Regions from separate parts of the Mus musculus genome. Here region 1 is linked to region 2. The links are chromatin loops, found by intact Hi-C in ENCODE. Cell type or tissue: left cerebral cortex. All regions are shown on one strand. Each heading gives the region's core, and the rest is flanking DNA. Links, peaks and the distances in the headings are about the cores only.

Region 1 (6,421 bases), core at 485-5,484, 55 kb after region 2:
CAGCCTGGTCTACAGAGTGAGTTCCAGGACAGCCAGGGCTACACAGAGAAACCTTGTCTCGAAAAACCAAACCAAAAAAAAAAAAAAAAAACAAAAAACAAACAAAAAAAAACAGGGTCTTTCTTTATAACTCTGGCTGTCCTGAAATTCATTATATAGACTAGGGTGGCCTTGAACTTACAGAGATCTGCTTACCTCTCACTGCTGATTAAAGTTGTACTCTCAGAGTGAGTTCCAGGACAGCCAGGGCTATACAGAGAAACCCTGTCTCGAAAAACCAAAAGAAAGAAAGAAAGAAAGAAAGAAAGAAAGAAAGAAAGAAAGAAAGTTGTACTCTCAACAAAAATGAAGTAAGTATTTTTAAACATCCTCCTTCTTCGCACCTGCACTGCCTGGTTCCAGTCTCTCTAGAAACCATTGCTTGTTCATGTCGTTTATGTATAAGTGCATGCATGCACGTGATGTCTTCCCAAGCTCGGTTCCTCTTCACCCATCATACCCCCATTGCCATATGGGACCAAACTACTAAATGGCTGTACAACCGTGGAGAGGGTGTGGGCTTCTCAGCCCCACTTCCTGAGGTTCACCTCTTTGTTCCTCCTCATGCTCACTGTGTGGCAGTGCGGAAATTGCTTAACCTCTCTGAGTACTTTCCCCACACTGGAAAGTTGTTATAAAGACTTCATATAAAAAAAAATTCGAATTTCTCCTGACTCTGAGTCAGCTCTATAAAAACTCAGCTTTTATGACTGGACACATGGCTCAGAAGTCAAGGCTCTTCCAGAGGACCCACCCTCAATTCCCAGCATCCACACCACAACCACCTGTAATCCCAGTTCCGGGGACCAATGCCGTCTCTGGCTTCCACGAGCAGAAGGAATACACAAGATGTGCACGTGCAGACAAATGCTCACACACATAAGATTAAAAAGTAATATTAGTACCACTCCCAGGCTCTTCCACTCTAGAAAGACACTGCTTGTTTATTTGTGTGTATGTCACGTGTGTGGGGAGCCCGGGGAGGCCAGCAAAGAGCCTGGGAGTCAGAGGAGCTAGAGATGTTGGCACTTGTGATCCAGCCTATGTGGGAGCAGGAACCGAACTTGGGTCCTCTGCAGGAGTAGTGTGGGAGGCATGGAGGTCTAACCCATACTAACACATATTTTCACTATAAACGATAAAGTTTCTTCTGCTGCCACAAAACATTTTTCCCTTAAGGAGGCACAGTCTAATTAAGGGAAAGGCCCCTGTGTTCTTATGCCAGGGTAAGCCTATGCTTGTATCCAAAATGCTTTCCAGAAAATGAACTAAGTCCCAGATGGCTCCTGCTCCAATGCATCCAACCAGGACAGCATCCTGGAGACCAGGAGACAGGAAGATTCTGAAGATAATGGATAAACCTACAGAGAGGAAACATCCCAATAGAAAATCCAAGCTGGGGCCAGGCGTGGTGGCACACGCCTTTAATCCCAGCACTCGGGAGGCAGAGGCAGGCGGATTTCTGAGTTTGAGGCCAGCCTGGTCTACAGAGTGAGTTCCAGGACAGCCAGAGCTACACAGAGAAACCCTGTCTCGAAAAAAAAAAAATAAAATAAAATAAAATAAAAAAAGAAAGAAAGAAAGAAAAGAAAAAGAAAGGTTGCCTATAGTAGTAGACATATGATGTTGTTTTGTTAAGGGTTGGTTTCGGGGTTTTGTATTACCAGTCCCATAAATAATGACTGAAATACAAAGAGAGGTTTCCAAAATCGCTTGCATGATTAGTACAACTATTGATATTACAGCAAAAAAAAAATTAGAAGAAATTAGTTAAGAGAAAGGCAAACGGAACCACAGTTCTACAAAATAGAGCAACTATAGATTATTTGTGGCTCAAGCACTGGCCTGGTGATCAATAATTTCCTGGCGTGTGTTGCTTTAATGTGTCAGAGTTTTCTCATACTATTTGGTGATCAAATTAAAGAGGTCCATCCGCATAAAGAGATAAGCAAAACTCTCTTAAGTCATCTGCGAAGGGCCATCATGGTTCAGATGGCTTCCTCGATCCTTGGTCATTCCGTTAGGTGTTCTTGTAACCATCTTGTGCGTGTAATAGACTAGCCACGCAGCAATGCCTTCAACCTTGGCCTCCATTACAGTCGTAAAGTTCTCTGTAAGGAAAAAAAAAAAAAAAAAAAAAAACAAGTGGAGATGTAGGAGCATGGAGATCCTTGTGCTCACAGAGAAACAACCTGGAATGTTAAACACACGGGATGTTCCTTCACAGAAAGGGATACAAGGGCTGCAGGACTTGTTATCAGCACAGCAGGCCAGGAGAAGATGTGACCTTTGCACTACCCGTGTGACCTCTCCAAAACCACACTGGATCCTCCCCCAGGCCAACATCAAGAGCTTGGGGATGGCTCTATGTGGCTCAGGCTCTCCTGAAACCAGCTATATACATAGCCAAGGATGGCCTAGAAGTCCTGCACGCCATGCTAGGTTCTTCTATGCCTCCTTCCACGGCCCACAGAGCTCCCAACTAGACTACCAGACACCCTTGCGACTCCTCTCCTCCTCTCTTCTCTCCTCTCTTCCTTTTCTCTCCTTCTTTCTTTTTCTTAGCTGGGGATAGACCTAGCCTTACACATGCTAGGCCAAATGCTCTACCACAAAGCCACACCCGCTTCCCTTCCTCTATTTTAAGCATTTTCCATTTTAACTGTCTCTTTTAATTTTGGGGGGCGGGAGGGGAGTTTCAAGACAGGGTTTCTCTGTGTAGTCCTGGATGTCCTAGGCCTCACTCTGGAGACCAGGGTGGGCTCCAACTCAGGGATCCACTTGTCTTTACCTCCTGAGTGTGCCACCACCATCCGGCTCTTTTCCGGTTTTGTTTTTGTTTTTGTTTTTGTTTTTGTTTTTGTTTTTTTTGAGACAGGGTTTCTCTGTATAGCCCTGGCAGTCCTGGAACTCACTTTATAGACCAGGCTGGACTCAAACTCAGAAATCTGCCTGCTTGCTTCTGCCTCCAGAGTGCTGGAATTAAAGGTGTGTGCCACCATTGCCCAGCAACTTCTAAGGTTGCTTTTTTTCTTTTCTTTTCTTTTCTTTTTTTTTCTTTCTGTTTTTATCGAGACAGGGTTTCTCTGTATAGCCCTGGCTGTCTTGGAACTCATTTTGTAGACCAGGCTGGCCTCGAACTCAGAAATCTGCCTGCCTTTGCCTCCCAAGTGCTGGGATCAAAGGCGTGCCCCACCACGCCTGGCTTAGGTTAACCATTCTTTATTTTCTCAAGATTTATTTCTTTATTGTATATAATAGTGTTCTGCTTGCATATATGCCTGCATGCCAGAAGAGGGCACCAGATCTCATTATATATTGTTGTGAACCACCATGTGGCTGCTGGGAATTGAACTCAGGTCCTCTGAAAGACAGGATCTGGAAGAGAGCAGGCAGTGCTCTTAACCTCTGAGACATCGCTCCAGCCCTAATCATTGTTATTCTAGAACTTATTTTAGATCATGTCTGTCAACATTTCAAACCTTCCACTGATCAAAGAAAATTTTTGTTTATTGAGACTGGGTCTCACGTACCCCAGGCTGTCCTCAAACTCCTGTGTAGCTAAGGCTAGCCTGGAACTACTGTGCCTCCTTCTTCATCTCCCAAGTGCTGGAATGATAGGTGTTTTTCAAAACTACCTTTTAAGGTTGGACATGGTGGCATACACCTTTAAACCCCACACTCAGAGATAGAGGCATGGGTATCTCTCTTAGTCTGGTCTACATAGCAACTTTCAGGATAGCTAGGACCCCAGGGAGGCTCAGTCTCAAAATAATAATAATAATAATAATAATAATAATAATAATAATAAAGGAGATCCTGCAGCTTCTGCCTCCCCAGTGCTGGGATTGGAAGATTAAAGTCGTAAACCTCCTACCCAGAGGCCCAGGGACATGCCACTCCTTCTCTTTTATTCCTTTCTGACTTGTGTTCAAACTCTCAAAATCTTACCAATAGGATGAATGAGCACATGACAACTTTTTCTGCATCCCTAGCTCAGTCAGCGCTCAGTACCTGGACAAAGAATGACTTGCTGAGCGGTGGTTGAGCACACCTTTAATCCCAGTATTTGAGGCAGACAGATCTCTTGAGTTCCAGGCCAGCCGTGTTACAGAGTTCCGGTACATCCAGGGCTGCACAGAGAAACCCTGTCTAAAAACAAAACAAAAACAAACCCACAAAACCCAAAACAACAACAACAAAAAGAATGACTGACCAGCAGATGCAACACACTAATTGTCCACAGAGAGAGCGGACTGGAAACCAGAAGGTGGCTGCCCCCCAACGCCCCTCCCTGGGCACGCCCCTAAGGGGCGGGGCTGTCTTGGGCGTGCGCGCTGGGGGCGGTGTCAGGCGGGGCAGGGCGGGGCCAGCAGCGCGCGGTGTCTCCCGCCCGCTTGGGTTGGGGTCGCGCTGGCTTCGGACTCAGCTCTCCTCGGTTGAGGCCATGGAGGACGATCGGAAGGACGCAGTCTATGGTAGGAGTAGCCTCCGGCCTGTAGGTCGCCTGTGCTGACTTGGGAAGGAGGGGGTTTTGAGGAAGGGCAACATCTGAGAGCCTTAAAACAAAACACTCGTGGCTGCAGGCAGTACGAAGGCCCTTCTGTCCGCGTCCTCAGGCCTCTGCATCCCGCGCTGGCTCAGCCGGAGCTCTTGGCCCTAGCCCAGGTTGTCCCCCGTGTCTCTTTTCGGGGATCTTCAAGCTTACTCCCTTCCTGAGCGATGAGCCGGGACTTATGGCGCATGCTCCTCGCCTGGAGGTCCCGTTATCTGGGAGAATTAGGTGATGGGCGGGGGAGGGGATGCGAGGCGATCTTAGCTTGGGGTGTGGGCAAGAATGGGGCCCGACCTCGCCACATGTCCCGTCTCCTTAAGACCCAAGTGTCCTCCACATCTTCGCCATTTACATCCAGAATAGCGACTCCAAGCTTAGTACTAGATGGGGAAACTGAGGCAAGGCTGAAGAGTCCCGTATAACTGGAATTAGGTGCCTAATGCGACAGGGAAGGTCAGAGACGAGGCGGGCAGGCGGGGAGCAATGCAGAAACTTTCCCTGCCTGTGCTGATTGTTGCAGGTGCCTGTAATTTTAAGGGTTCCAGGAGACCCGGACCTCAGTAAGGCCTGAGGTGGCCTTAGCCACTTGGAGCTGGGGGTGGGGCCAAGATGCGGATTTCTCACCCTACCCGACTCCGGGTTCCCACGGACTGGGTGTTGAACTCTGAGCCTCCTTCCTCTTATCTATTTTAGGTTCCTTGGGCCTAAATCGGCCACAAGCCTTAAGAGGCATAGCTGAGACTCTGGCAGAGGGGCTCTATCCCTCCCCCTGATATACCACTTTGTGTGACTGGAACTTCCTGGAAACTGCTAGACTCTAGAGTCTTGGGGAGGGGGCCGGAAATGGTTCAAAAATAACTAGAAAAGCAAGTAGGCTCTCTGCCTTCCTCCTCTTTCCTGGGTCTGTGCGGTCCAGGGGGAGGAAAAAAAAAGAATAGACAGGTCCCAGAGGCTGTGACACACCCTTCCTGGCCTAAAGGAAGGTAGCAAGACCTAGCCTTTCAGGGCTCTCCCAGCTTGAAGTTGCCAGCCCCCAGACCACTAGAAGGTCTGAAGCCCCAGGCTCTTGGGTTGCTGTGCAACTATTGAGTGCTTCTGGCTGTCTCTGGTGTGGGATTCTTGGTCTGGGAGCCTGAGTATGCTTGGGTATCACACCTGAGAGAATCTTTGGTCTTCTCGAGGTCTGTTTGAAATAAAAGTGGGGCAGAATGAGCGTGGATATTATTTTACCTGGCTTCAATTTGTCCAAAGGGTGGAACTTTTTTTGCGGGGAGAGGCAGAGGGGGGCTGTACATTGTGTTGCGATGGAAATCGGAGACTCATGCATGGCGCATGGTCAGTAAGCCGTGGGTTTGAAGCTAGAACCCTGGCTCATGTTTAGCAAGAACTGGAATCTAGATGGGGTCGCTCATGCTCAGAAAGCACTGGTGTTTATGTGTGGGTGGGGCTGGAACCCAGGGCTTCTACAAGCGCTGAGACTGAAACTCAAGGCAACACGCATGCTCAGTGGGTAGTAGGGCCTGGAAGCCTGGAAGCCTCAGTCGTGTTCAGCAAGTGATTGGCCTAGATCCCACTCTGCTGCTAAGCCCCCAACCCCCCAGCCCCAGGCCCCCAGGAATTTAACGAACCTTTCTCAGGCAAAGGTCTGACTGGGAACGCAGCAGTCCACCGAGGAGAGAAAGGCGTAGACCGCCAGAAGGACCAGTGAGAACATGTAATTGTAGGTTGTTAAGGTTGTAGAGCAACGGACAAGATGCTATGTGTGAAAGAGCCACTAGGGTCTATTTTAAGAAATGAAGGTTTTAAGAAATGAAGGTTGGCGTGTGC
Region 2 (6,421 bases), core at 553-5,552:
CAGCTGAAAGCTTTTGCAGAGCTGATGGTGGAGCTCAGCAGGCTGCTCTTGCAGGGGACCAGAATTTGGTTCCTTCGCTCACAGGAAGTGGCTCAAAATCAACTTTAATTTCAGCTCCAGGAACCCCCTCATCCGGGTATCACCAGCATCTGCATGCTCTCTCGCTCTCTCTCTCTCCCCTCTGTGTGTGTGTGTGTGTGTGTGTGTGTGTGTGTGTGTGTGTGAAAGAGAGGGGGGGGTGTTTTTTGTTTTTTTGTTTTGTTTTTCGAGACCGGGTAAACCAGGGTGGCCTCAAACTCAGAAATCTGCCTGCCTCTTCCTCCCAAGTGCTGGGATTAAAGGCGTGTGGCACCACTGCCTGGTTGATTTTTTTTTTTTTAAAGATTTGTTTATTTATTATATGTGAGTACACTATAGCTGTTTTCAGACACACCAGAAGAGGGCATCAGATCTCATTACGGATGGTTGTGAGCCACCATGTGGTTGCTAGGATTTGAACTCAGGACCTTTGGAAGAGCAGTCAATGCTCTTAACCTCTGACTAGCTGATAATTTTTTAAAAAGTCTTTTTTAAAAAATTAAAGTAATATAACAGAAACAGCACTGTTAGAGAGGCCAAGACTCAGCGACTCAGCTCAGGTGGTAGAGTGCTTACATCGCCTGCTTGAGGCCCAGGATTCCACTGGCCTTTTCCCCTCCCCACATACATCCATGTGATAGTGTGTACTTGTTACACTAGGTGTTAAAGGTAGGAAAATCAAAGTTAGAGCTGGAGAGATGGCTCAGTGATTAAGAGAACTAGCTGGTCTTGCAATGTACTTAGGTTTAATTCCTGTTACAAACATTTTGGCTCACAAACTATAACTCCAGCTGCAGGGAATCCAAGAGCTCTGCTGGCTATAGGCACGCACGTGGTCACGTGGCACACATACATCCTTGCTGGCATCCAACTTATGAAGATAAGCAATTTAGAAACCTTGTCTATAAAAAAAAAAGTTCAAGGCCATCCTAAGCAACACCGTTAACTGGAGGATAGCCTGGGCTATACAAGACTGTCCAAAGCATTGCACAGCATATCCCACTCCCTCCTCACCAGGTGTGCTGTGGCATCTTGGCTATCTTCCTTCACTATCCTGTGGGTGGCTGAGTGCCCAGGCTTGCTTCCCTGCTCAGTATTACAAAAGAGAACTATGGTAAATGTTGCCAGCCAAGGAAAAGGTCAAAGTTCAAGATTAGAGGCACACTTTCTGCTGAACCTCGGTTGTTCTTACAACAGTTTCAATCAGGAAATCCCAATGGGTGTGGCTGGTGCACGCCCCTGAATGATGAATAATGGCAAGAACTCTTTGTTGTTGTTGTTGTTGTTGTTGTTGTTGTTGTTGTGAATATAGCTCTCCTTGTGAAGCCTAGGCTAGCCTCAAAGTCACTGTGTACCAAGGCTAGTCCTTGGTGTCAGCCAGCCTCCTGAATGCTAGGATGATCGGCTTGAGCCACCACACCCAGCTGAAAGAATGCCATTATAAAATGAGGAAGAGGGCTGGAAATGTAGCCTGCAGCAGAAAATTTAAAAAGATTTCTCTCTCTCTGTCTCTCTCCATTTTTATTTAGGGTACGTGCACATGGGTGTGTGTGTGTGTCTGTGTGTGTACTAGCATATTACAGAATTCATTTGGAGGGTTAAAAGACAGCTTTTGGGAGTTGGCTTCACCATCTCCCATTTGGGTCCTGGGGGTCAAAGTCAGGTCACCAGTCTTAGCAACAAGTGCCTATACACACTGAGAAATTTACAAACTCCTTTTGCCCTCATTTGATTTTGTTGTTGTTGTTGAGTTTTGTTGTTCTAATACTTGTGTGTGTTTTTGATACAGGGTCTCACCATGTGAGCCCATAGTGGTCTTGAATTCACAGAGATCCATCCTGCCTCTACTTAATGCTGGGATCAAATTCTCTCTCTCTCTCTCTCTCTCTCTCTCTCTCTCTCTCCTTCTCTCTCTCTCTGTTTTGTCTCTTTCTCCCTCTTTGATTTTTTTTTCAAGACAGCCCTGGCTGTGCTGGAAATCACTCTGTAGACCAGGCTGGCCTTGATCTCAGAGACCTGCCTGCCTCAGCCTGCCTAGTGCTGGGACTAACGGTGTGAGGTATGACTGCCCAGCATGGTCACCCCACCCCTGGTTTTTTTTTTTTTTTCCCTTGAGATCGGATCTGATGGCCTCAAACTTGCTATGTGTGTAGCCCAGGGTGAACTGCCTCCACCCCCAAGTGCCTGATACACACGGTTTATGTGCTGCTGGGGACTGAGCCCACACTTTGTGCATGCCAGGTAGGCACTCTACCAACTAAGCCCCAGCTCCAGCCTTATTTCAAGTATCTTAGGTGGCAATCTGATATGATTTCATTTCAGGGAAAGGTCTATATAGTCAGGGCACTGAAGTACTCACTACTCCATCAAAGATGCCTTTGGCCTTTCTTTTTCTCTTTTGCAGTGCGGGGACTGAACATGCCCCATGAGTGCTACAACAAAGCCTTACCAATCTACCCTCCTCTATACTCCCCGCCCCTGCTGATTTCCCCTCCCTCCAAGCCTATCCAACTACAAATGAGGTTGCAGCCTTTCCTATTTTATATAAAAAGACATCCTACTTTCTGATACGGCCCCCCTTCTTTCTCTTTGGGTTGGAATCTTTCCTTGGATATGCATCAGTTGTATGAAGATTCAGTTGGGGCGATGCAGGAGAACCTTGTATGCCTGTAATCCCAGCACTCTGGAGGCGGAGAGAGAAGGATCATAAATTTAGGACAGAGTAGCAGGTAAAGGTGCTTGCTGCCAGCCGGACGACCCGAGTTCAGTCCCTAGGACTCATGTGGTAGAAGGTGACTTCCAAAAGTTGCCCTCTGAGTGCCACATAAGTGCTGTGGCAAGGATGTGTACACACATGCACACACACACCCACGCACGTGTGTGCACTCGCGTACACACACACACACGTGCACATACACACACAGATAAATAAGTGTAATAAATAAATAATAGGCAAATTCAAGGCCATCCTCAGGCACATAGCTTGTAAGTTCAAGCTCAGCCTGGGCTACATAAGATAGGGTCTCAAAATACCAAAATTGGGGCCGGAGAGATGGCTCAGCAGTTAAGGGCACTGGCTGCTTTTTCAGAGGTCCTGAGGTCAATCCCCAGCAACCACATGGTGGCTCAAAACCATTTGTAATGGATTCTGATGCCCTCTTCTGGTGTGTCTGAAGACAGCGACAGCGTTCTCATAAAAATAAAATAAATAAATAAATAAAAAAGATTCACTAAAAAAAATGCCAAAATCGTTTTCCTTTTTTTTTTTTTTAATTTATTTACTTATTATATGGAAGTACATTATAGCTGTCTTCAGACACTCCAGAAGAGGGAGTCAGATCTCGTTACGGATGGTTGTGAGCCACCATGTGGTTGCTGGGATTTGAACTCTGGACCTTCGGAAGAGCAGTTGGGTGCTCTTACCCACTGAGCCATCTCACCAGCCCTCGTTTTCCTTTTATAGTCTTACAGATAACTCCCTCAAATTTTGCTCAGGAGAAAACTGAGGCACTGAGAATCATGACCAATGGGGCACCAATGGGTCAGGGATAGTCACATCCCCAGGGTGACATCTGTTCTGGGTTGATAAACTCTGTTGTGTTCACAGTCTCTTTCGTTCTCATGAAGCTCAGGCTGGTTTCAAACGCCTTGCACAACAGAGGAGGGGCCTGTGCCCCTGCCTTTGCCTCAGAGACTTGGGTTTCATGCACCACTACACTCAGTTTCTGGGTTTCAGGGAATAGAACACAGGGCCTCACGTGTGCTAGGCCCTCTACCAACTCAGCTCCATCGCCAGTGTGCTCAGTCTTTGAGTACCCCAGCACTAAAGAAGCTGACGCAGGCGGGCAGCCATGAGTTGGAGGCCAGCCTGAGCTCCAGGGTGGGTTCTCTGCCTGGGCTCTCCAATTTCACTGCAGGTCGGGGCATGTGTTCTGGGCGTGAACGGAGCTCGTGTGCCTAAGCAGGACTTGAATAGTCGGAATGTATTCTCCTTAGGAGAGTCAGGTCTAAGTGAGAGCTTGTCTCAAAACATTGGAAAGGCCCTTCAGATGGCTCAGCGGATAAAGATGCGATAAAGGTGCTGGCTGTCTAGGAACCTGAGTTGGCTCTTACGAGATCTCCACAGGCACGACAAGCCCCATGTATCGCACCCAGAACATGGGACCTTCAATGCAGTGGAATTTGAGTGGCAGGGCGGGGAAATCTGCACTTTTGAGCGAGAGAAGGTCCGGCGTCCGCAGCTTGAGATGTCATTCAGAACAAGGGTGTGCAAGGCTTGAGAAAGGGCTGTAAATGGGCGTGGCTTCTCCGGCTCTGACCCATTGGTCTGAGATAAGGGCCCCCAGGGACGCGCTTGCGCCTGCGCGGTGAGATTAGGAGGGTGTGGTGAGTCCAAGGGAGGCGGACTGTACAGGGGCGTGGCTTGCTCGCTAGCCAAGCCCACCGTATCCGGGTGCTCTGGGCCACCAAGATGGCGCTGGCTGTGGGAGCCCGGGTATCCGCTGCGGCCAGAGCCGGACCCGGGAGCCCGGCTCTGAGTATAGAGTAACACTGTGCTGGCCGCGGGGCTGCTCCCGAGCGTTCGCAGTTCCCCGGACCTCGGGGACACCTGCGTCCTTCCTCTCCGGCGGGTCCATGAACTCCGTGTCGCCGGCTGCGGCGCAGTACCGCAGCGGGAGCTCGGAGGACGCGCGCCGGGCCGATTGTCGCCGGCCGAGGGGACAAACCCGTATCCCGGATCCTAGCAACCTGGGACCTTCGGGGTCCGGAGTGGCAGCTCTCGGTTCATCTGGGACAGACCCCGCCGAGCCCGACGAGGTGGACAAGTTCAAAGCCAAGTTCCTGACAGCCTGGAACAACGTCAAGTATGGTGAGGAGGGGGTGCACTGGTCAAGGGTGTCAGAGGGGTCAGAGCAAAAGAAACCAAACCTTTACCCTGTCCTGTGGATGAGCCCATCCAGGAGGAGTCACAAGCAGGTCCTCCGCCCTTCCCAGTCCTGGACGTGGGGCAGGTTAAATGGGAAAGGTTTTCAAGCTCCGCCCATTGCACCTGTTTGACCTTGGCCAAATACCTTGCTTTCCTGCGGTCTGTTTACTGCCCTCTGTAACATAGGTGCAATAGTATGAACAGAGTTAATAGATGTTGGTTCACACCTGTAATCCCAGCACTTGGGATGCTGAGGCAGGAGGTTTACCAAGAGTTCTAGGCTATCCTGGACTATATAATAAGTTCCAGGCTGACTTGAGCTCCTCATGAGACTGGGTCTCAAAAAATCGGAAAACAGGGGGCTGGAGAGACTGCTCAGCAGCCTTGGCTGTTCCTCCAGAGGAACAATTACCAGCACCCACATGGCAATTCACAATTGTCTGTAACTCCAGTTTCATGGGATCTAACACCCTCACACAGGTATACATGCAGGCAAAACACCAGTGGATATTTTAAAAAAAAATTGGAAAAAGGCTAGTGAGATGCCGCAGTAGTTAAAGGCATTTGTCACCAAGCTTAAGGACCTCAGCTCCAGCCTGGACCCCAATGGTGGAAGGAGAGCCCCCACTCCTGTCAATGTTCTATACTCCAGACCCAAACTGTGGTGCTTGCTTGTCCACATATATACACAAGCTCACATACACAAAATAAAAATGTGCTTTATAGATTTACAGCAAAACCCAACAGTCAGAATAGAACGGCCCTGGGTTGATAGTGGGTCCTTATGAAGATGTGACTAAGTCCCACCTGTGTTCCAGACAGATGTGGTGTGGCATGGATTTTGCAGAGCCGCCGCCCTGACATCTCAGCTAGGATCAGGCCCAGTTCAACACTGGGGAATGGAAGACCCATTGCTGATACTTGAGTGCTTTAAATTGCTGCGAGCTACTCCATGTTTCCCCAGGTTGGGCAGTTAAAAGCCGGACCAGCTTCAGCAAGATCTCCACTGTTCACCTCTGCGGGCGATGCTACCATTTCGAGGGAGAGGGTGAGGTGTCAAATCTGGAACCAGGGTAGGGGAAGTCTCCTAGGGTTCTCCTTGATTGCCAGGCTGACCAGTTGGTTCTCATAGGTGACATCCAGCGGTTTCAAAGGGACTTTGTATCTCGACTATGGCTCACATATCGCCGGGACTTCCCACCCCTTGCTGGAGGCAGCCTGACCTCAGACTGTGGCTGGGGATGTATGTTACGAAGTGGTCAGATGATGCTGGCCCAGGGCCTGCTCCTGCATTTTCTGCCTAGAGGTGAGTTGTGTATATGCAGGCTGCAAGTGCCTGGCTTCTGGCTCAGCCCTTTAAAACTGCTGCAGACTGTGAGTTGAACAGTGCAGTGGAATTCCAGAACTTGGGAGGTT

What was found. Peaks named below come from ENCODE experiments on the same cell type or tissue, not always from the same donor. Only the 100,000 strongest peaks of a DNase experiment are listed, where the experiment ranks them.
Region 1: a loop joins it to region 2, with 6 times the contacts of the local background. A loop is called at or near these places in 1 of 42 quality-filtered maps.

The regions. Positions count from the first base shown.
Region 1 is chr9:21,316,335-21,322,755 of GRCm38, forward strand. It overlaps Slc44a2 (solute carrier family 44, member 2), which reads left to right and starts at 4,385. Exons shown (of 23, transcript NM_001359227.1): 1 at 4,385-4,517. The coding sequence starts at 4,487. Gm39302 (predicted gene, 39302) reads right to left here and starts at 4,780. Exons shown (of 2, transcript NR_166671.1): 1 at 4,256-4,780; 2 at 1,736-2,150. In left cerebral cortex, for the core only: a CTCF peak has its summit at 3,319 (motif pointing right); DNase peaks (open chromatin) are centred at 4,412, 4,671 and 5,341; H3K4me3 peaks cover 1,564 bases; H3K27ac peaks cover 1,522 bases.
Region 2 is chr9:21,260,770-21,267,190 of GRCm38, forward strand. Atg4d (autophagy related 4D, cysteine peptidase) reads left to right here and starts at 4,516. Exons shown (of 10, transcript NM_153583.10): 1 at 4,516-4,948; 2 at 5,970-6,053; 3 at 6,138-6,311. The coding sequence starts at 4,714. In left cerebral cortex, for the core only: a CTCF peak has its summit at 3,253 (motif pointing left); a DNase peak (open chromatin) is centred at 4,448; H3K4me3 peaks cover 1,668 bases; H3K27ac peaks cover 1,464 bases.